5 separate regions of the Homo sapiens genome follow, and all the other regions are linked to region 5. A link is a loop called in an ENCODE intact Hi-C map of the cell type or tissue named here. Cell type or tissue: endothelial cell of umbilical vein. All regions are shown on one strand.

Evidence for each region. Hi-C counts contacts between places; a loop is a spot of excess contacts. Peaks named below come from ENCODE experiments on the same cell type or tissue, not always from the same donor. Only the 100,000 strongest peaks of a DNase experiment are listed, where the experiment ranks them.
Region 1: a loop joins it to region 5, with 5 times the contacts of the local background. A loop is called at or near these places in 2 of 110 quality-filtered maps.
Region 2: it touches region 5 in a loop (15-fold over the local background); 2 of 110 quality-filtered maps call a loop at or near these places.
Region 3: it touches region 5 in a loop (6-fold over the local background); 4 of 110 quality-filtered maps call a loop at or near these places.
Region 4: it touches region 5 in a loop (7-fold over the local background); 2 of 110 quality-filtered maps call a loop at or near these places.

The regions. Positions count from the first base shown.
Region 1 is chr13:40,557,167-40,561,166 of GRCh38, reverse strand. It overlaps FOXO1 (forkhead box O1), which reads left to right. Exons shown (of 3, transcript NM_002015.4): 2 at 307-1,658; 3 at 2,133-4,000. The coding sequence ends at 1,644. Among named protein-coding and RNA genes, the nearest start is that of LINC00598, 78 kb to the right of the region's middle. In endothelial cell of umbilical vein, no CTCF peak of the experiment used is centred here; a DNase peak (open chromatin) is centred at 2,296; H3K27ac peaks cover 2,482 bases.
Region 2 is chr13:40,080,842-40,084,841 of GRCh38, reverse strand. LOC124903162 reads left to right here. Exons shown (of 5, transcript XM_047430821.1): 5 at 2,526-4,000. The coding sequence ends at 2,591. Among named protein-coding and RNA genes, the nearest start is that of LINC00332, 99 kb to the left of the region's middle. In endothelial cell of umbilical vein, a CTCF peak has its summit at 1,912; a DNase peak (open chromatin) is centred at 2,061; H3K27ac peaks cover 1,343 bases.
Region 3 is chr13:40,400,642-40,404,641 of GRCh38, reverse strand. All of the region lies in intron 6 of LINC00598 (long intergenic non-protein coding RNA 598), which reads left to right. Among named protein-coding and RNA genes, the nearest start is that of LINC00598, 78 kb to the left of the region's middle. In endothelial cell of umbilical vein, no CTCF peak of the experiment used is centred here; DNase peaks (open chromatin) are centred at 1,471 and 2,081; H3K27ac peaks cover 1,782 bases.
Region 4 is chr13:40,476,612-40,480,611 of GRCh38, reverse strand. All of the region lies in intron 1 of LINC00598 (long intergenic non-protein coding RNA 598), which reads left to right. Among named protein-coding and RNA genes, the nearest start is that of LINC00598, 2.4 kb to the left of the region's middle. In endothelial cell of umbilical vein, no CTCF peak of the experiment used is centred here; DNase peaks (open chromatin) are centred at 2,301 and 3,811; H3K27ac peaks cover 2,295 bases.
Region 5 is chr13:40,312,233-40,316,232 of GRCh38, reverse strand. No RefSeq gene overlaps it. Among named protein-coding and RNA genes, the nearest start is that of LINC00548, 94 kb to the right of the region's middle. In endothelial cell of umbilical vein, no CTCF peak of the experiment used is centred here; DNase peaks (open chromatin) are centred at 2,412 and 2,562; H3K27ac peaks cover 2,089 bases.

The DNA of each region.
Region 1 (4,000 bases), 240 kb before region 5:
GTTAGCCAGGATGCTCTTGATCTCCTGATCTCATGATCCGCTTGCCTGGGCCTCGCAAAGTGCTAGGATTACAGGCGTGAGCCACCGCACCCAGCCACAGATATTGTTTTTAAGATAAGATACTATTTATTCCTGTGCTATTTGAGATCTTTTGTAGTGGCTTCAGAGCCATTAGGACTGTTCAGATGGAAATCTGTAGCACACACTCTTAAGATTTTTTACTTGTTTTCCATGTAATACATGTAGAATAGGAAGTTTTGCAAGCAGAGAAGTATTGTACTTCTAATAAGATGTTTTGCCTTACAGAATTCAATTCGTCATAATCTGTCCCTACACAGCAAGTTCATTCGTGTGCAGAATGAAGGAACTGGAAAAAGTTCTTGGTGGATGCTCAATCCAGAGGGTGGCAAGAGCGGGAAATCTCCTAGGAGAAGAGCTGCATCCATGGACAACAACAGTAAATTTGCTAAGAGCCGAAGCCGAGCTGCCAAGAAGAAAGCATCTCTCCAGTCTGGCCAGGAGGGTGCTGGGGACAGCCCTGGATCACAGTTTTCCAAATGGCCTGCAAGCCCTGGCTCTCACAGCAATGATGACTTTGATAACTGGAGTACATTTCGCCCTCGAACTAGCTCAAATGCTAGTACTATTAGTGGGAGACTCTCACCCATTATGACCGAACAGGATGATCTTGGAGAAGGGGATGTGCATTCTATGGTGTACCCGCCATCTGCCGCAAAGATGGCCTCTACTTTACCCAGTCTGTCTGAGATAAGCAATCCCGAAAACATGGAAAATCTTTTGGATAATCTCAACCTTCTCTCATCACCAACATCATTAACTGTTTCGACCCAGTCCTCACCTGGCACCATGATGCAGCAGACGCCGTGCTACTCGTTTGCGCCACCAAACACCAGTTTGAATTCACCCAGCCCAAACTACCAAAAATATACATATGGCCAATCCAGCATGAGCCCTTTGCCCCAGATGCCTATACAAACACTTCAGGACAATAAGTCGAGTTATGGAGGTATGAGTCAGTATAACTGTGCGCCTGGACTCTTGAAGGAGTTGCTGACTTCTGACTCTCCTCCCCATAATGACATTATGACACCAGTTGATCCTGGGGTAGCCCAGCCCAACAGCCGGGTTCTGGGCCAGAACGTCATGATGGGCCCTAATTCGGTCATGTCAACCTATGGCAGCCAGGCATCTCATAACAAAATGATGAATCCCAGCTCCCATACCCACCCTGGACATGCTCAGCAGACATCTGCAGTTAACGGGCGTCCCCTGCCCCACACGGTAAGCACCATGCCCCACACCTCGGGTATGAACCGCCTGACCCAAGTGAAGACACCTGTACAAGTGCCTCTGCCCCACCCCATGCAGATGAGTGCCCTGGGGGGCTACTCCTCCGTGAGCAGCTGCAATGGCTATGGCAGAATGGGCCTTCTCCACCAGGAGAAGCTCCCAAGTGACTTGGATGGCATGTTCATTGAGCGCTTAGACTGTGACATGGAATCCATCATTCGGAATGACCTCATGGATGGAGATACATTGGATTTTAACTTTGACAATGTGTTGCCCAACCAAAGCTTCCCACACAGTGTCAAGACAACGACACATAGCTGGGTGTCAGGCTGAGGGTTAGTGAGCAGGTAAGTTCACCCCAATATCAAAAGACCTTTTGAAAAATAGAACTTAAAAGCGAGGAACACAGTAACTTGCCATGGTTAGCACATCTTTGATGTCAACTGACTGTCCCTTGCAGAGAGGGATCTTTTATCATTCATTCTCTGTCCTTTTTGCAGCTTACAGTTTTCCTTCTGAGCTTACACAGAAGGAAGCTTCCTTTAACTGCTTTAAAGATTTCTTTTTGACAGTTCGATGGCTGCATCTTTTTAGTAGCTCTTCAATAAATGAATACATTTGATATAAATCAAATGCTGAAGGGTTTTTTGTAAAGTAGAATTTTCCCCATTGAATGATTTTAGAGCTGTTTGAGAAAGCTCTAGCTTTTTGCCCCTAAGTATGTCTGTCACTCTTAACATGTTAAGTTGAATTGATTTTAATTTGGCTATATTTTCATTGTGTGTGTATGTGTGTGTGCGTATGTATGTGTTTTTTCCTAGGTTACACTTAAAAGTACTTCAGATTGTCTGACAGCAGGAACTGAGAGAAGCAGTCCAAAGATGTCTTTCACCAACTCCCTTTTAGTTTTCTTGGTTAAAAAAAAAAACAAAAAAAAAAACCCTCCTTTTTTCCTTTCGTCAGACTTGGCAGCAAAGACATTTTTCCTGTACAGGATGTTTGCCCAATGTGTGCAGGTTATGTGCTGCTGTAGATAAGGACTGTGCCATTGGAAATTTCATTACAATGAAGTGCCAAACTCACTACACCATATAATTGCAGAAAAGATTTTCAGATCCTGGTGTGCTTTCAAGTTTTGTATATAAGCAGTAGATACAGATTGTATTTGTGTGTGTTTTTGGTTTTTCTAAATATCCAATTGGTCCAAGGAAAGTTTATACTCTTTTTGTAATACTGTGATGGGCCTCATGTCTTGATAAGTTAAACTTTTGTTTGTACTACCTGTTTTCTGCGGAACTGACGGATCACAAAGAACTGAATCTCCATTCTGCATCTCCATTGAACAGCCTTGGACCTGTTCACGTTGCCACAGAATTCACATGAGAACCAAGTAGCCTGTTATCAATCTGCTAAATTAATGGACTTGTTAAACTTTTGGAAAAAAAAAGATTAAATGCCAGCTTTGTACAGGTCTTTTCTATTTTTTTTTGTTTATTTTGTTATTTGCAAATTTGTACAAACATTTAAATGGTTCTAATTTCCAGATAAATGATTTTTGATGTTATTGTTGGGACTTAAGAACATTTTTGGAATAGATATTGAACTGTAATAATGTTTTCTTAAAACTAGAGTCTACTTTGTTACATAGTCAGCTTGTAAATTTTGTGGAACCACAGGTATTTGGGGCAGCATTCATAATTTTCATTTTGTATTCTAACTGGATTAGTACTAATTTTATACATGCTTAACTGGTTTGTACACTTTGGGATGCTACTTAGTGATGTTTCTGACTAATCTTAAATCATTGTAATTAGTACTTGCATATTCAACGTTTCAGGCCCTGGTTGGGCAGGAAAGTGATGTATAGTTATGGACACTTTGCGTTTCTTATTTAGGATAACTTAATATGTTTTTATGTATGTATTTTAAAGAAATTTCATCTGCTTCTACTGAACTATGCGTACTGCATAGCATCAAGTCTTCTCTAGAGACCTCTGTAGTCCTGGGAGGCCTCATAATGTTTGTAGATCAGAAAAGGGAGATCTGCATCTAAAGCAATGGTCCTTTGTCAAACGAGGGATTTTGATCCACTTCACCATTTTGAGTTGAGCTTTAGCAAAAGTTTCCCCTCATAATTCTTTGCTCTTGTTTCAGTCCAGGTGGAGGTTGGTTTTGTAGTTCTGCCTTGAGGAATTATGTCAACACTCATACTTCATCTCATTCTCCCTTCTGCCCTGCAGATTAGATTACTTAGCACACTGTGGAAGTTTAAGTGGAAGGAGGGAATTTAAAAATGGGACTTGAGTGGTTTGTAGAATTTGTGTTCATAAGTTCAGATGGGTAGCAAATGGAATAGAACTTACTTAAAAATTGGGGAGATTTATTTGAAAACCAGCTGTAAGTTGTGCATTGAGATTATGTTAAAAGCCTTGGCTTAAGAATTTGAAAATTTCTTTAGCCTGTAGCAACCTAAACTGTAATTCCTATCATTATGTTTTATTACTTTCCAATTACCTGTAACTGACAGACCAAATTAATTGGCTTTGTGTCCTATTTAGTCCATCAGTATTTTCAAGTCATGTGGAAAGCCCAAAGTCATCACAATGAAGAGAACAGGTGCACAGCACTGTTCCTCTTGTGTTCTTGAGAAGGATCTAATTTTTCTGTATATAGCCCACATCACACTTGC
Region 2 (4,000 bases), 230 kb after region 5:
GACCGAGAAGGGCAAGTGCATGCATGTGTGTGAGTGTATATATTTTCATGGAAAAAATTAAGTTGGCAGCCTTCCTGATAGAAAATCCATTGCTTTTTGGGTTGAGAATTCCTCGAGGCAAAAATGTCCTGAAGAAGGGACTCCTGGTTCTGGAGTCATTGGAGTGGCTGAATCAGGATGGTGAGGGCACCGCATCGCTTTCTGCTCATTATCAGCACTCTATCAAGCACCATCCTCTGGGGATATCCTCCCCTGACCAGAGCAACTCCCACTTACAGGTCACTGGGACCGCCCTTACCTTCATGTTGCTTTATTCCCCCGTTTTAAGTCTTACTCACATAGCTCTGGGCCATGTGGGTATGTATGTGTCTTCTGACTTGATTGTAGACTCTTTAAGGCCAAGATCCAGGATATATTCATAGTGGGTTCCTTGCTGCCTGATGTAGAAAATGTCACCCAGTAGGTGCTCAATAAACACTGGTTGATTGAATGAGTGGCTGTTATGCTTGAAGCAGTTTCCATGATTCTAAGCCCATTCCTGGCTGATCATTTCTACAGAATTCACTGTGATTTTAATGCGGTAAATAGCTTTGGGCCAAGTCAAGTGATTCTTAGTGTAACACTCAGATTGGGCACAGGCATGCTCAAAGGTTAAACTGGCTGCTACTTGAGAGACAGGATTAAAAACATATAGTCAGAAAGGCAATTGGATTGCTTCATTTCACTCATAGCTTATGCACTCCATTCCCTTTGGCCCCATAAAACCCAGAACCATGGAAAATAAAGTCATCAGGAAGCTCATCCATTTCACTTTCTCTTTCCTCTCTCCCCCTTTTCCATGTAACTTGGGAGGCTGCCTTCTATGCTAGCACAGGACAACTCTGGCCCAGAGAAAGCTTTATTGTCACCCTGTAAATCTGGCAAAGAATAATGCTCAAAACGGTTCCACTGTGGCTTGAGGCAGAGGTCTTTGCTCTGCTCAGCCTAGCTCTCGTGTTCACTGCTTCTGCATTAATCCCAAGTATTAGGGTAAATGGTGGAAGAAATGGAGAATGTCCTTCTCTGGAAACCTTGACTTTATTGCAGGCATGACTCAGTTTATGCAATAGGTGTGGTCTCAAAGAGCTATGGGAAAATCACATTTTTAGAAATCAAGTCATATTTAAAGTGTACTACAAAAAAAGCTGACCATTTAATGAAGGTATTTATGAGTACTTTCAAAGTATCATCGTTGCTAGTGGAATATAAGTCCATAATTTCTCTTCCATGAACATCCAGATTTTCACAAGCTGTGTTTGCTCCAAGAGAGGTTCAGGAGATTGTGAAAGGTTGACTGCAGGTGGCATGGACATGTATAATTACTGTGTTTAGAGTCCTCTAAGACACTGGGGCTTGAGGGCTTTTGCTTATTCTCTTTCATCCACTGTTGTGCTGCCTCACTGGTGCCCCTCTCTATCCCATCTCTCCCCTACCTTCCCACCTACGCCCTCCCAGACCTCCAGGGAGAAAGAGAAGAGAGACATTTGAAATACTCTTCACTTCATCCTAAAGAGGTGAGCCACTTGCCAGTGGGTTCTAAGGAAACTTGAGGTTTGTGCCAGGGTAGGGTCACTGTCATCATCAGAGTGCAGGGAGTAGCAGCAAGTTGGGATTCAGCCAGCTCTAAACTCCTTGCTCTCTTTCGGACACAGGGCCTGAGAAGGGGAACTCAGTGTGATATGTCATGGTGCACACACAGCACTTGTCCCATCCCCACTTCCATGTTCTCTCTAGGCTCACTAACCCTGCACTCCATATTTCTGGGCCTCAGTTTCCCATACAGGCACTTCAGGGCCTCGAAAGGTCTGCGGGCAAGGGTGCCTTGGGAGGATGCGGTCCATTTTGTTTTGTGTGACTATTACAGAACCACACGAGGCGCTCTTTCGGCTAGGCCATGTGCCAGAAAGAGAAGAGAGAGTCTAGTCAGGATATTTAACTTATCATGGTCACAGCAGGAATTTTTCCTGCTGCAAACTTCCTAACATTCTGACCCTTCTGGTCTGAACATTTCCAAGGCTGTTCCTATGCCAACCGAAAAACATTCCACAATCTATGTTTCTTGTGCAGTATAGCAGTGGGCTTTTCAGTACCAGGAAGACGTATGAAAGGTTTGATTTATTGCCCATTCTTTTGTGTGGGAGAGTCTAGTGATTTCAGATATAACAACAGAACTCTGTGAGATGCTGAATTGCCCAGGGAGTGCTCAACTGCCCCGTGTCTTCACTTGGGAGGGTGTCAATCAATCATTCCTGGATACCTGACCAACATGGACGATATCATGCAGTTAATCTCAAAACAAAATATCCAGGTGTTTTCAGTTGTGTAGTCAACATACCCAAATGCTCCTCTGAAATACACCATTGTATTAGTAAGTCAGCTGCTTGGTTTCATGTCACCATAGCCTGACTATTCTGGACAAAATTCTGACCTTTGTTTTGTCTTTTATTTTATTTTTTTATAAATCACTCCTGTGTTTATGTTTGCAGGGAGAGAAAATCTTTTTCTGTCTGGTGTTTTTCAAAATTTTGATGATGGACTCACATCAAGGATGAAGAGCTTTGATGTCATTTGAACACCACCACCATCACCACCACCAGCATCAACAAACAAACAAGCAAACAAGCGTGAACTCAGGAGCCCTGTGGCCCAGCCTCCAGTCCATTTCCTCACTGTGATCTGGCTAAGTCACCTCCCCTCCACCTCAGTTCAGTCACCTACACAACAGGAATGGTGGCTCCTGGCGTGAAAAGTTCTTAGGAGCATTCAGCATGATGCTGTGTGGAGCACTTGGAAACTGCGTGTGCATCACCTCATATTTCTGGCCACAGGTCATTCAGACATCTGCCCTTTGCCCTGGAGGAGAACCACTAGGGACTTGTGCCCATAAGCACCAATTCTGGCTTTTACCCTACCCATCCTTTGCCATCCCAAACTATGCCATCAACAAATTCTAGAAATCAAGTTAGAAATGCTGTTCCCACGAGGGTCTCTGTGGTCTCTCAGAACAACAATCAGCTGGCCCTGCTGGGCAGATGTTGCCCAATCCTAACCCACACTTAGCTATCAACTTAATCATTCTCAACTAAAAACACCTACCTGAACACTTTTAGGGGTTAAGAATAGTATAATCTCACTTAGCCATTTGCATTTTTTCTTCTTTTTACAAAAAGAAATTTATCTTTTTTTTTTTTTGAGACGGAGTCTTGCTCTGTTGCCCAGGTTGGAGTGCAGTGGCGCAATCTTGGCTCACTGCAAGCTCCGCCTCCTGGGTTAGCGCCATTCTCCTGCCTCAGCCTCCCGAGTAGCTGGGACTACAGGTGCCTGCCACCACGCCTGGCTAATTTTTTTGTATTTTTAGTAGAGACGGGGTTTCACCGTGTTAGTCAGGATCGTCTTGATCTCCTGACATCGTGATTCGCCCTCCTCAGCCTCCCAAAGTGCTGGGATTACAGGCGTGAGCCACTGCGCTCTGCCAAGAATAGTATAATCTCACTTAGCCATTTGTATTTTTTCTTCTTTTTACAAAAAGAAATTTATCTCATTATTATGTTTAATCAGTTTCTTGAGGTATAACTTAAGTGTGCTAAAATTTGCTCTTTTTAGTGTACAGGTCTAGGATTTTTGAGAAACACATATTCATATGTGACCACCCCCATGATCAACATATGGAACAGTCATTTGCCACCCAAAATTACCTTGTGCCCTTTTGTTGTCAGACTCTTCTTTCTCCAGACCCTGGCAACCACTGATGGATTTTCTGTCCCTATAGTTTTGCCTTTTCCAGAATGTTCTGCAAATGTAATCATTTAGTATGTAGCCTTTTAAGTCTGATTTCTTTCACTCTGCATAATGCATTTGAGATTCACCCACGTTGTTACCTGTTACAATGGTTTGTTCCTTTTTATTGCGGAGTAATATTCCCTTGCATGGATGTACCACAGTTTGGGTAACCATTCAACAG
Region 3 (4,000 bases), 88 kb before region 5:
CCATCCAGGTCGATGCCAACCCAGCTGCCTCTCATCACTTCCACTTGTATTCACAGAGGCATGGGGAACTTCTGGGCCCTGACCTGCAGTCCACCAGCCATGGAGACCCAGGCCATGTCCTCCAATGATCCATCTCGTCGCATCCCATGCCTCCTGGGCACCACTGTTCCTGCTTCATGTTGCAAATGGCAGACTGCCCTGGAAGGTCCCAGCAGCATGCGCTCAGCCGATGGTTTGGGCTCCCCATACCTAACCCAGTGCCTGTAAAGCCCCTGAGACCCCCTTTGAGAGATGTGGGACTTAGGGGGTGGGGATCACATTCCTTGTCCCCAAATTTCTCCCTCTCTCTTTGTCTTCCTTCTTCTCTCCATTCATCAGGAGAATGGGTGAGATGTCTCTCAGGTAGAACTCCGGGAGCAGGTTTGCCAGACTTGCCTTCTGAAATGTTAAAGAAAGGTAGAAAGAGGGATTGAGGAAACCCCTTTCTCTCCTAACAAAGCCTTTCTGCAGGTTTGATAATCCTATTGTAGATGCTCACGTTGAACCTGTACCTTTCTCTTGGTGTTTACTTTCACATCCTAGTACTCCGCCCCCAACACCCCTCCACTCACTAGGAAGAAGGACATTTACAGAGAAGTGCAAAAAACAAAAGCACATAACATACAACATAATTGAACATCATCACTTTCACCAGTTAGGGTAATGTTCACCGTACACGGAGTTGCCTCTGTTGGAGGTGGCTCCAGGGCGGGAAGGGCTCCATTCCTCTGCACGGCGCCAGGCCTATCCCTTTCCCTGATTGTTTGGCTGAGGAAAGTTTGGAAAATCTCCAGAAAACAATTGTTAAAACTAATCTGAAACAGGCTGTAAGTGGCATGGGAGAAGTGCGAGGTGTGGACACGGGCAACCCTGCCATGAGATGGAGGTCTCTGAATGTCGAAAGCGAGTGATCTGCAGATGTACAGTGCCCACGGGGCAGTCAGCCTTTAAGGGCAGTGTGGGAACATGCAAAGAACAGGACCCCAGGCTCCCGTTGCAACCAGGTCAGTCCCTGTTTTCAGCACCACTGGGGCGGCCTCATGGGGAAAGAGGGTACAACGGGGCTGGAAGTGAGTTTAATGGGGCTGCGATTCGGAAGCTGAGGGTTTTAGTCCAGCAACTGCTTAGTTGTTCCCGTACAACTTCATGTTGTTAAACTACAAGGTTCAGTCCTTGATCAGTTAAATAGGAACAATGCTGTAAAACCTCTGTCCAATCTACTTCACAAGCCTCCTGGCAATGCACATAAAAGGGCTGCATACATTCCTAAGCTGGGACCAGGAAGGGTGGGAGGCAGACGTTATCCTGAAGACAGACAGAGAGCTAGTCGTCTACATTTTACCATGTCACCTGCCTGGGAACCCTCCGCACTTGCCTGGGCCTAGGGTCCAATGGGCTTCCTGTCTCTGACCAGAGGTCGGGAAACAGCTCTGTGCGGGAGTTGGCCGATCTGCTGAGTGGGGTCGTCCTGGGGTTGATATTTGTTCTTAGCAACAGGCATTTCAAATGCACAATGCATGATTGTAGCCCTTGGAATGCAGCATTTTTGAGCAGCGAAGTACAGGTTGCCAACTGTAAAATATCACCATGTTCACACTGGTTCTAAAGACAAGCGGAGAGAAGGGAATAATTCTATATTAAGACAAACCTTGCAATCTACCCTCCAGAGCCTTCTGGAAGAAATTAGGATCATTTTAAAAAGGGCTGCATTAACACAGTGGGGCATTCATTCCTTTTATTTTATTCCTTACATATTCACAATTGGAAAATTTTTATCATTCTGGAGTTATTAAGTAGTATGGGGGAAGGATTACTTATTTTTGCATGTATTTTTGAAGGAGGCTTTCCTTATTTCTTTTCATGTTAAAAAATTTACCCTTTCTGAAGCCTTTTTTTTTTTTTTTTTTTTTGGCGTATGTGTGTTTCGCAAAACTTGGCACGAGCATGAGAGGCTGACCTTTAACTTGAGGAGGAGGAGGAAGTGCAGTGAGGGGCAGCTGCGGAGGGCGTGGAGGAGGCAGGATGACTCAGTGTCTCTGTAACGCCCTCCTCTCCCCTCTCGGCCCTGGGCCAAGTGTGTCCAACCAGTGCTGCATCAGAGAAAGAAATCCTGCAGAAGTGACCGCTGTGGTAATGACAGCATAAATAGTTCCTCTTTTGAAGTTTTAATGCTCCTGAAGCTGTGGGAGAAACAGTCAGCTTTCAGATTCCTCCCTCGACTACTGGCAAACCGTGAAGAACTGTGTTTTCTCTCCAAGACACACCAGAGTGGTTATAAGGGCAAAGAATGATTGGACTTTAGAAGCCGAAAAAGGACTAGAGGCAGACAAATGGACAGCATTTCAGGGTGGCCCTGGGTTCACAGTGACCTTGAACCTTCACCTAAGTTTTTGGCAGCTGAGTCTCCATAAGAGGGGACAACTGCATTTACTATCGGAGAACTGCAGTTTCTCTCTCTGGCTGAGTAGAGTTGGTCTCTGTCTATGGGGCATCCTGTGGTCATCTCTCTCTGCAATGCAGGAAGCTCTGTCTGCCTGCCCCCTTTCCTACCTAACTGAAATTGAGGGGTAATTGCCTCCTGCACCCATATTTTCGAAATCTCAACTCACATACACACCATCTTTTGCTCTTGACTTCATAACAGCAATAGTAGAATGTCATTATCTTTGTCAGCAATGGCAAAATCAGCAAAATGAGCACTTACTGTGTATAAGCCTGGTCAAAGATAACAGACGCAGAGAGAGAGAGAGAGAGAGAGAGAGAGAGATTCCTTCAAGGGTCTTACAAGGTATTTGAGGATGAGACCATTATTCTTTCCCCAGCACGACACTAAAACTCTTCTCAACAAAGTTGTAAGTGACCTGCTAATTGCCAATCCCAGCAAACACTTCCCAATACCTTCCTGAAATGGTTGACGTGACCTCATTATTTGAACACCCTTCCCTGAATGGCCAAGACAGCACCCTGCCTTGGCTCTCCTGCTACCTTCTCACACCACACCCTGAGGTCAATTCTTCCTCCATCTGTCCCATAAATGTAGCTGCTGTTTCTCAGGGTTCCACCTTTGGTCTTCTTGTCAGTCCTCAATTTTCTTTTTTCTTAGTTACTTTGCCTAATCCTGGAGGATGTGAATTTACATTTTAACACATTTCCTAGAGGTACTGATATAAATCCCAAGCAGTTTTGAGACTCTCTGGACTTCTTCATCCTTCTAGTTCTTAGCATCTGCATCTATAAAATGGGGATGATAATGGTACTTGTTTCATTGGACTGTTGTTAGGATTCTATGTAAAGCACTTAGAAGAGTGCCTGGCACATAGGCAGTTTTACATAAATATCTGTTGTTAAGTTTGGGCAAAGGCCTAATAGAAAATAAGTTTTTGAAGGAAAGTTGGGGCCTTTTGCAGAGACAGATGGTTCTTTCCCCAAATCTAGTCTCTCCTTCTTCCAGAATCCCCCTGTGGCACCCAGTATCCCTGGCCTCTCCATGCTACAACAGTGGCTATGTTTTTCTTCAGTTCAATATAGCTAGAATTGTGCAGGAAAATTCCTCAAAGTATTTCTCTATTTCATGGTTACCTGCCTCTCTTGGAAAGGTGGGAGAGTGTGAGAAAGGAGGGAGAAGAAAAACTCATATTTACAGAATACCCACTGTGTATTTAGTAGCAAATATTTATTGAGCACCTCTAGTTGTCAGGCCTTTTACACTTCATGTCATTCTTCCAAGAACCTTATGGGGAGGGTATCCTCCTGCTCATATTGTCAGCAAGCACTCTGGTAGGTGCTTATTTATTCCCGCATATGCATTGGAAAGCAGGTTATTTTTTAAGGCTTTACGATGGGTGGTTCTTTCTCAGCATTGTGTGCATTTGATTCACAGTTGGCCGACAGATAATGAAATTCTCCAATGCTCTGATGTAAGTCCTGGAATTATGACTGCGTGTGGGGTTGGACATTGTCT
Region 4 (4,000 bases), 160 kb before region 5:
ACCCCTTTCCTAACTTGCCTGCCCAGAAAGACATGTGTAATTCCTCCACCCGGAGGGAATGATTTCTGCTAACTCACAGAGAGGCTTTGACTTGTCACTCTGCCTTCTAGAAGTGACCACATGTTTTTTTTGCTCTCGGCAAGGGGGTGCCCTTGGCTGCTCTCCGGTGTGGGAGTCTTCCCCTTAATCCTTGCTCCTGGACGTTTGCATTTTCACAACGACCCTTTGTGGCAGGTGGGTCCCTGCCTTCTTCAGATGACCTTGAATAACACTGTCCTCTGCACTTCTGGCCGCCACGGAAGAGGCATGACTGCTGTGAGTCTGGGGCCTTGGAACCATTTTAGACCAAGGCAGGAAAAATAAACAGATGGGCGAGGTAGGTGGCTGCCCTTGAATTCTCACTCTCATTATGCACCCATTACTGGTGGCCAGTTGAGTAAGCATTTAGGACTTGGCTTTGCCATTTGTCAGCTGATTAAACAATAGAGCTTTACTGAGCAGCTCCCATGGGCTCGTGTCACTATACCTATTTTACAGAGGGAGAAACTGAGTTTCAACAAAGAAATTGCACCGAACCCAGAACTAAACAGGACCGGGCTGCCAGAGGGTGCTTTTCTGTGCTGAATCATGGGACCTTCTTGCTGACCAGAGCAGAGAAGAAAAGTCTCCTGTGGTCGGTGGAGTTTTTACTTTTTGGATTTTCTCCCCTATGACTGATCTCAGTCCTTGCCTGGCCACTCCTGCCTGTCCTACAAACACCGAAAACCACTGTCCTTTTCTCAGCCGTCATTTAGCAGTCGGGAAGCGTGTGTCCTGACGTATGGGCTGCAGTCAAGGCGGGGGCCCTGACAAACAGGATTCATTCACCAGGCCCTGGCCTGCCAGCTCCCTCACGGGCGTCACATGGGGCCGAATGAAAAGAGCAGGGGGTGCCCGCCAGGGAGGCCTATCCAGGGGCTTTCTTCCCCGCGGCGCCGTTCCCTGGGCCTGCCAAGTCCCACGAGCCAGCACACTGGAGAAGCGTTTTCAAAGCGAGGCCTTTGCCCTCCTTGACAGGCTCCTCAAAGCCTGCCTCGCTCTGGCAGTGCCTGGGAGATCCTGTGAAAGGCGCTTTTTGTTCACCCTCCTCATTGGGGACATCTTTGGGGAGCCACTGCTTGAGAAGCACAGTGTGAGCTGGAGGACACTTGAGGCAGGGCCACTTCGGTGGGCAGCGGGAGGAGCAGAGTCCGGGGAGCCGGGCAGGCAGGGAAGGCGCTGGAAAACGCGGAGACTGCTCCTGGGAAGCGTACATTTCATAACTGAGAAACACTGCCCAGAAGTTTCTTTTAGAAGTGGGAGGCAAAGAGCGCTTAACCTTTATTTTTATTTTTATTTCTTTAGTTGCACGGCTGTGTTTGGTGTACAAATAACACCTGGGGTCTGTGGTGATGGGTCCTTAGGAATAGAGAGAAAGAGAAATGGCCTTGGAATTTAGTGGCCTGAAGACATAGTTTAAAAATTCATTTCCGGACCTCAACCTACGGCCTTTGACAGAAAGATGGGTTTGTTGTCTGCTGTGAAATAAAAGCCATCTGAGGCTTGTGGGAGCATGATGAGCACCAGAGTCCGGCTTAGAAATCACGCTGATGGCCCAGAAAACTCAGCCAACCACAGATACCATTGCTGCTTCTAGAAGCCCAGGACACTGGCACTGTGAGGCAATGCTGGAGATTCGTCCTATCCCTGGTCTCTTGCAAACATTTTAAATTGAAACCTTTAATAGTCAGCATGAGAGCACTCGGATTCAATTATATTCATCTCTGAAGATGTCCTGATATCGCCTACTTGTTTATAAAAATTAATCATAAAATATTGAACTAGTGGAGGGTTTGTATGTTTTCTATAAAGTCTAAAAAATGAATTCCATTTGGATCCAGTGAAAGGTGAATTAACGAATTATTCCCTCAGTAGGACAAGAATGTTGAAGAAAAAAACTGAATGATTTTTCTTTTGAACAATTCTTAGCCAATACAAACAAAAAAAATCAACAAACGAAAGCAAGCCAAACAACCAAACACCTCTCCAGTATTGCGTTTAGACCAGTTTGTACAAAGTTGGTACTGGTTTTATGACCTAACTTTTTCCCCCACTGTTTAAATAGATTTGGACATTATCTTTCAAATATGCCATTTCCAAGGAAGGTCTGAGTGGGCTTGCTTTTGCAGTGCATTTACAAAGCAAGCTATCGAACTGGCTCACAAGCCAAACAGAGGCCCCTGAAAAGACAATATCCCTTCCTTCCTGAGGCAGATATTTCAGGATTGGGGAAGCAGAGTTTCCTGTGTTCTCACAAGGGGCTGAGATAAAGAAACCCAGGGCAGTTTTGGAAAGAATTCAGCCTGCCACAAGCACGAGGCTGTTGTTTTTGTGTGCAGGGCCCCATTTCACAATGAGAGGCCTGCCTGGCCAGAGTGACCGTGGGGACAGGACGTGATGTGGACAGGGCTTTGGAGCTGGAAGAGTCCTCTCAAAGTGTGATGTTGAGAAGCAGTGATGCAGAGGACTCCCTGGAATGGTCAGCACTTCTCTCCCTCGTCCCACCTCTTGCGCCAACCCACCCACCATCCTCACCTTTGATTATCCACACACGTGTGTCTTACTGCTCCTCTTCCGTACCATGAGAGCGTCAGAAATCTTAGTGCCCTCTGCGAATGTTTATTTAGTTTCCATTATGTTTTCCCCTTGTTTCTATGATCAACAAAAGGCAAAACAGAGAAGTAGGTATTCGCCTTCAATGTATTTCCCCATCTGTCATCCGATTTCCTTTTTTATGTTTTCTCCACCCCCAGCCTATTTACTGTCCTGCATCCTGTAGGAGCCTCTACTGCAATGAATGAAAGTAATCTGACAGCCTGGGCAACATGTGAAAACCCGTCTCTACCAAAAAATACAAAAAATTAGCAGGGCATGGTGGCACGCGCCTGTAGTCCCAGCTACTCAGGAAGCTGAGCTGGGGGGATCCCTTGAACCCGGCAGGGAGGCAGAGGCTGCAGTGAGCTGAGATGGCACCACTGCACTCCAGCCTGGGCGACAGAGTGAGACTCTGTCTCAAAAAAAAAAGTAACTTGAGTATTTAATTCATGCAGAGATATTGATGTACGATAACTGTAGCCTCTAGCCAGAGTTTTATTGCATTTAAAAGAAGTCCATGAAAGAAAAAAAAATTTTACCAAATGTAAAAGTAATAACAATAATGATAATAATACAGCCATAAGGAAGAAAAAAAATTCAACAACATAATAACAAGTGTCTGTTGATAGGGATTAAGGCGTAGGTGGAAAGGAAATGGGAGGAAATAGAAAATCATTAATTTTCTCACCTTTTGTATTTGGGAGATAATAGATACTATTTGATTTCTGATTAATTGATAATAGAAAATTAAGCATCTTATTTAAAATCGAGGAGGTAACCACTATTAGGACTAAAATTCAGATTACACAGAAAACAGAGGAAACAATAAATAAAAGAAATTATTTAAGATGATAGAATTGTGACAAATGTATTATAATAATAAATGTAATGAGATCAACTCATTTATTAAAATAAATAAACTCACAAAAATGGGTAAAAAAATCTAAATACAACATTGTACTGTCTTTAAAAAAGTAACTGAAGCCAAGTGACTCAGAATCGGAGATAGTGCTTCAACTCCCAGAAATATCCCTCTAACAGTGGAATTCCAGGCACTGTGGCATTTGGGAGGGGTAGATATTTTTGGACTAAGCTTTCCTAGCCTCTAAAATCAGACCATATGGTTGCCAGCTCATAAGACCAACCCTGTGTGCCTCAGTGTTTGTTCTAGATTGCTGAGCTTCCAAAGGGCAGGGGCTGTGCCTGCTTTGTTTAATTCCAGGCATTTCAGAGAAGTTCCATGTGCAGACACGTGTTTTGGTGTGGAAGAGTTAGAGAAGGGCAGGATTAGGGACATTTGTGCTTCCCAGTCCGTTAGGTGGAGTGT
Region 5 (4,000 bases):
TTCGGCACAGGTAGGGGTGGCTTCCTCTGTTTAGGTCTGCTGTGGCTTCTGAGAAGAGCGAGTGGAAGATGTGTCCTGTATTATGGCAAATCCAGAACCCATTTAGATGTGTGCGGGGGCAAGGGACTGAGCTCTGGGAGCAGACGGTGGGGGCTGAGTCCTGCCACTTGCATATCCTGGCTGTGTGATCTTCAGCACACCACTTAATCTCTCTGAGCCTCAGTTTCTTCATCTGCAACAATAAAATCTACCTCGTAAAGCTATTTTAAAAATGAAATGCAATGGTGTACGTAAAGCTGTCAGCACAGTGCCTGGTGAACGTGCATCTACGTCTAGCTTTCTTATCAGTTGTTCCACGTCAGAAGGATGGCTGCCTGTCTGTAGCCTGTCCATTCAGTGGAGATGCTGGGAGCCTCCTCCAGGTGTCCGCCTCTATCTTGAAAAGGATGAGGGCTCATTGTCTGCGCTCTGCTAAGGTCTCTTTCCCAGTCCCAGATGCAGTGTGCAGCTCCCTGTTGATCTCCAGGATGTCAAGGCTGTATTTGCTGCATGGAGAGCCTCTGGCAGAGCCCAGCTGCTGGCAGCACACCTACAGGAAACAGCGTAGCAGGACTGGGTGACACCTCAGGGGAAACCCAGCTTCATGACTCTTTGCGGGAAGCTCAGCCTCCTTTTTTTTTTTCTGCTTTTTTTTCTGCAGGCAGGAATCTGCTTTCTGCAGGCAGGATGGAGCTCCTGGAACACTATATGCTACTTCTGAGATTTCTTCTTTGTTTTTGAACGTCACCACCATGTCTCTAGTGTGATGTAATAAGAAGGGATCACCCGGCGGAGGAAAAGGATTCCTCATTTTCTAAACCAGATACTATGTTTCTTTCTCTTTTGCTTTCTGCTCTCTACTTCCTTCCAGTTGAGACTGTGGCTGTCTTTTTTCCCCCTCCCATTAGAGAGTTCAGTGGGCTTTTCCCCACTGGAATCAGATAGAGACTCTGGGATGGAGCTGGGGGATTTGCTGATAGTCTGGTGAACCTGAGAGGAAAACGAAGCTCAGGTCACACAGCAAGTAACAGAGTGGCCAGTCCAGGACTCAAAACTCAGGCCTCCTGACTCCTGGCCCAGTGCTCTTTTCAAAGCGTCCTTCCATAAACGATGAGGATTTTAGTAATCCATCCATCTCCCTGCAGCCTCCCTGAATGTTACAAATATTAATATACTCATCTGATACACCTTGCACACCTCCTGTGAGGCAGATCCTTTCTAGGCACTGGGGACTTATCAGCAAAACAGAAATAAATCCCTGCTCTTAAGGGGCTTATGGTTGAGTGATGGGAGACAGATAATAACCACAATAAACAAATAAATGATAGATTTTCCACAATGTCTCTCCAGGGAACATTTTCTCAACAGAATGGTTCTTGATTTTTTAAAGCCCAAACTCCATAAAATGTATATGCCTTTCTATACAATGTTTTTGAGTCAATGATTATATAGAAAAACGTGTATATTTATGACCACCTAGCTCAGTACAACATTTCAACAAAACGATTTGCCGAAATAGTCTTGAGTTCCATTCTAAATACTGTACATTTTCTTGAAAGGCATGTTGAGTGTCAGCATGGGGTGTGTGTCTTGGTGGTTGTTAGAACTAAGAGGGGAGCCACTGCAGGTCATCAAGCAACTCTTTGTTACAAACATGAATTTTTTGGTGACCAGGAAGCCATGCTTGAGGCATTTTACATTCTAACATGAGAGTTCATTATTTATATACAGATAGATAGGTGTTTTGCTGTATATTAGTTACATTTAAAAATTTGATTGAGAGTCTTGGGTGGTGGATGTGAAACATTGTAGCTTTTCCCAGGTAAAGTCATAGGAAAGACTCTGAGTTAGAGTTTTTGTGCAGAAGACTGATTTTCAAGAATCTCTTCTTGATGTTAAGTATGTGGTTGGAAGGTGAGAGGTGTTGGAAAATACTAGACCTGAATTTGTTCAGAGTCTCATAGCAATGCCTGGTTGAGACTCTGGTCTCAGCCTTAGTGTCCCCATGGGTGACAGGTCCCGTTTGTGGGGGGAGCTAGCACAGGAAATGACCAAAGAGTCAGATCCATTTAGGTGGACACCCTGGCTATGAACTTGTCCTTCCCTTGGCTCAGTAATGATGACCATGACCACTTGCAAAATAACTTCAGCAGGAAATGCAAAGTGATTCTCTCATTGAGTTCAATGTGAATCACTTGCCAGGAGAGGTGGCTCAATTCCATGAGCGTTTTCTTTTTTTTTGAATGGTAACTGTGGAATGGTAGGAAGCGTCCCACAAAGGATTTCCTTTGGTCATTGTTTTTTTTTTTTTTTTTTTTTTTTTTTGCTGAGGAAAAATATGTTATTGGGGAGGGATAAGAATCTCCCTCCCTTTGTGAGTTCTGTGATTCAGAGTTTAAAAGGCCAGTGACAGGATCTGGGTCACAGCGTTGGTTTCCTTCTTATGTGAGACCTTGTGCTTCATACGTCTGTCCCTTTAAATATTGGGACTGGAGCTCCATATTCTGTCTCATGTTTATACTTGGTCACATGGTGAAAGGTGGATTCCTTGAAGCTAGACTCTGTACTAAGGGAAATACCATGCATTGGAATAACCCAATCCTGCATTTTAACTTGTAGAGTTAAAAGGTCACTTCTTCCTACATCCTTCCTAAGCAGAAGAACCCCCGCTCCCCGCCCACTCCTAGTGACAGCTGAGTGAGGCCGGTGTGCTCCCAGCCTATCTGATCCTGTGTGGGTATATTTGCCAGGGTTTTCCAGAGACAGAACCAATGGCATGTGTGTATGTATAGAAAGAGATTTATTTTGAAGAACTGACTCACAGGATTACGGAGGCCGGCAAGTCCAAAGTCTGCAGGATGAAGGCCCAGAAGCAGCCAATGCTGCGGTTCAAGTCTGCAGGCCGTCTGCTGACAGAGTTCCTTTTTGCTCATCAGTCCTTTGTTTTATTCAGGCCTGCAAATGATTAGATGAGGCCCTCCCACATTAGAGAGGGTGATGTGCTTTACTCAAAGTCCACCAATTTAAATGTAAGTCTCATCCAAAAATCCCCCCACAGAAACATCCAGTATAATGTTAACAAGATAGTTGGGCCCCACAGCCCAACCAAACTGACATAAAATTAGCCATCAAGGTGGGGTTCAGCAACTAAAATATTATATGTACTAATGTTCAGCAACTAAACCACACACACACACACACACACACACACACACACACACACACACACGAATTAGACTCTCCCTCTGTGGAAGGAAAGGAAGGGCAGGCCTTGAGTGAGGACAGCCTCTTCTCGCTCCTTTCTGCCTAGGATGGGCAAGGGCTATGGCACCTGGGCTATGGCTGATTAAGAGCAGCCTTGGCTACAGAGACTTTAAAAGCTGGTGTTAGCCAGTTGCAGCCCGCCTGCAGCCCTAGATTTGTGTAGGGAAGAAAGGCAAATAGCAGATGTATGTGTATGAAGAGTGCACACACACACACACACACACACACACGTGGGAGGCAGAGTAACAGAATGGTTGGTGGTGTACAGAGTATATGGGGTATGGAGCCGCTCTGCCTGGTTGGAATGCCAGCTTATGCTAGACTTGCTGTGTAACTGTGGGCAAGCTACTTAACCTCTCTCTGCTCAGTTCCCTCATCAAATTAGGGAGGGAATTCATACATCCTAGGCTGTGAGGATTAAATGAGGTAGTAGCTGTAAAGTGCCTATAAGATCGCCTGACACATAAGTCCTGGACGATATCAGTTCTCGTTATTATCCTTATCATGTACACAATGCTCATCAACTGTCTATGTTCACATATTACACATGGTTATTGGTAAGCAAACACAACCTATACTTCTGGCAAATACACATACAGTGGGAATTTTATGCCAAAATCTTTCTAATGTATGCTTGCAGGGGCCATGCTGGATATTGCTTCATAAAAAGATATTTTTTGGTACTTTATTAACAAAA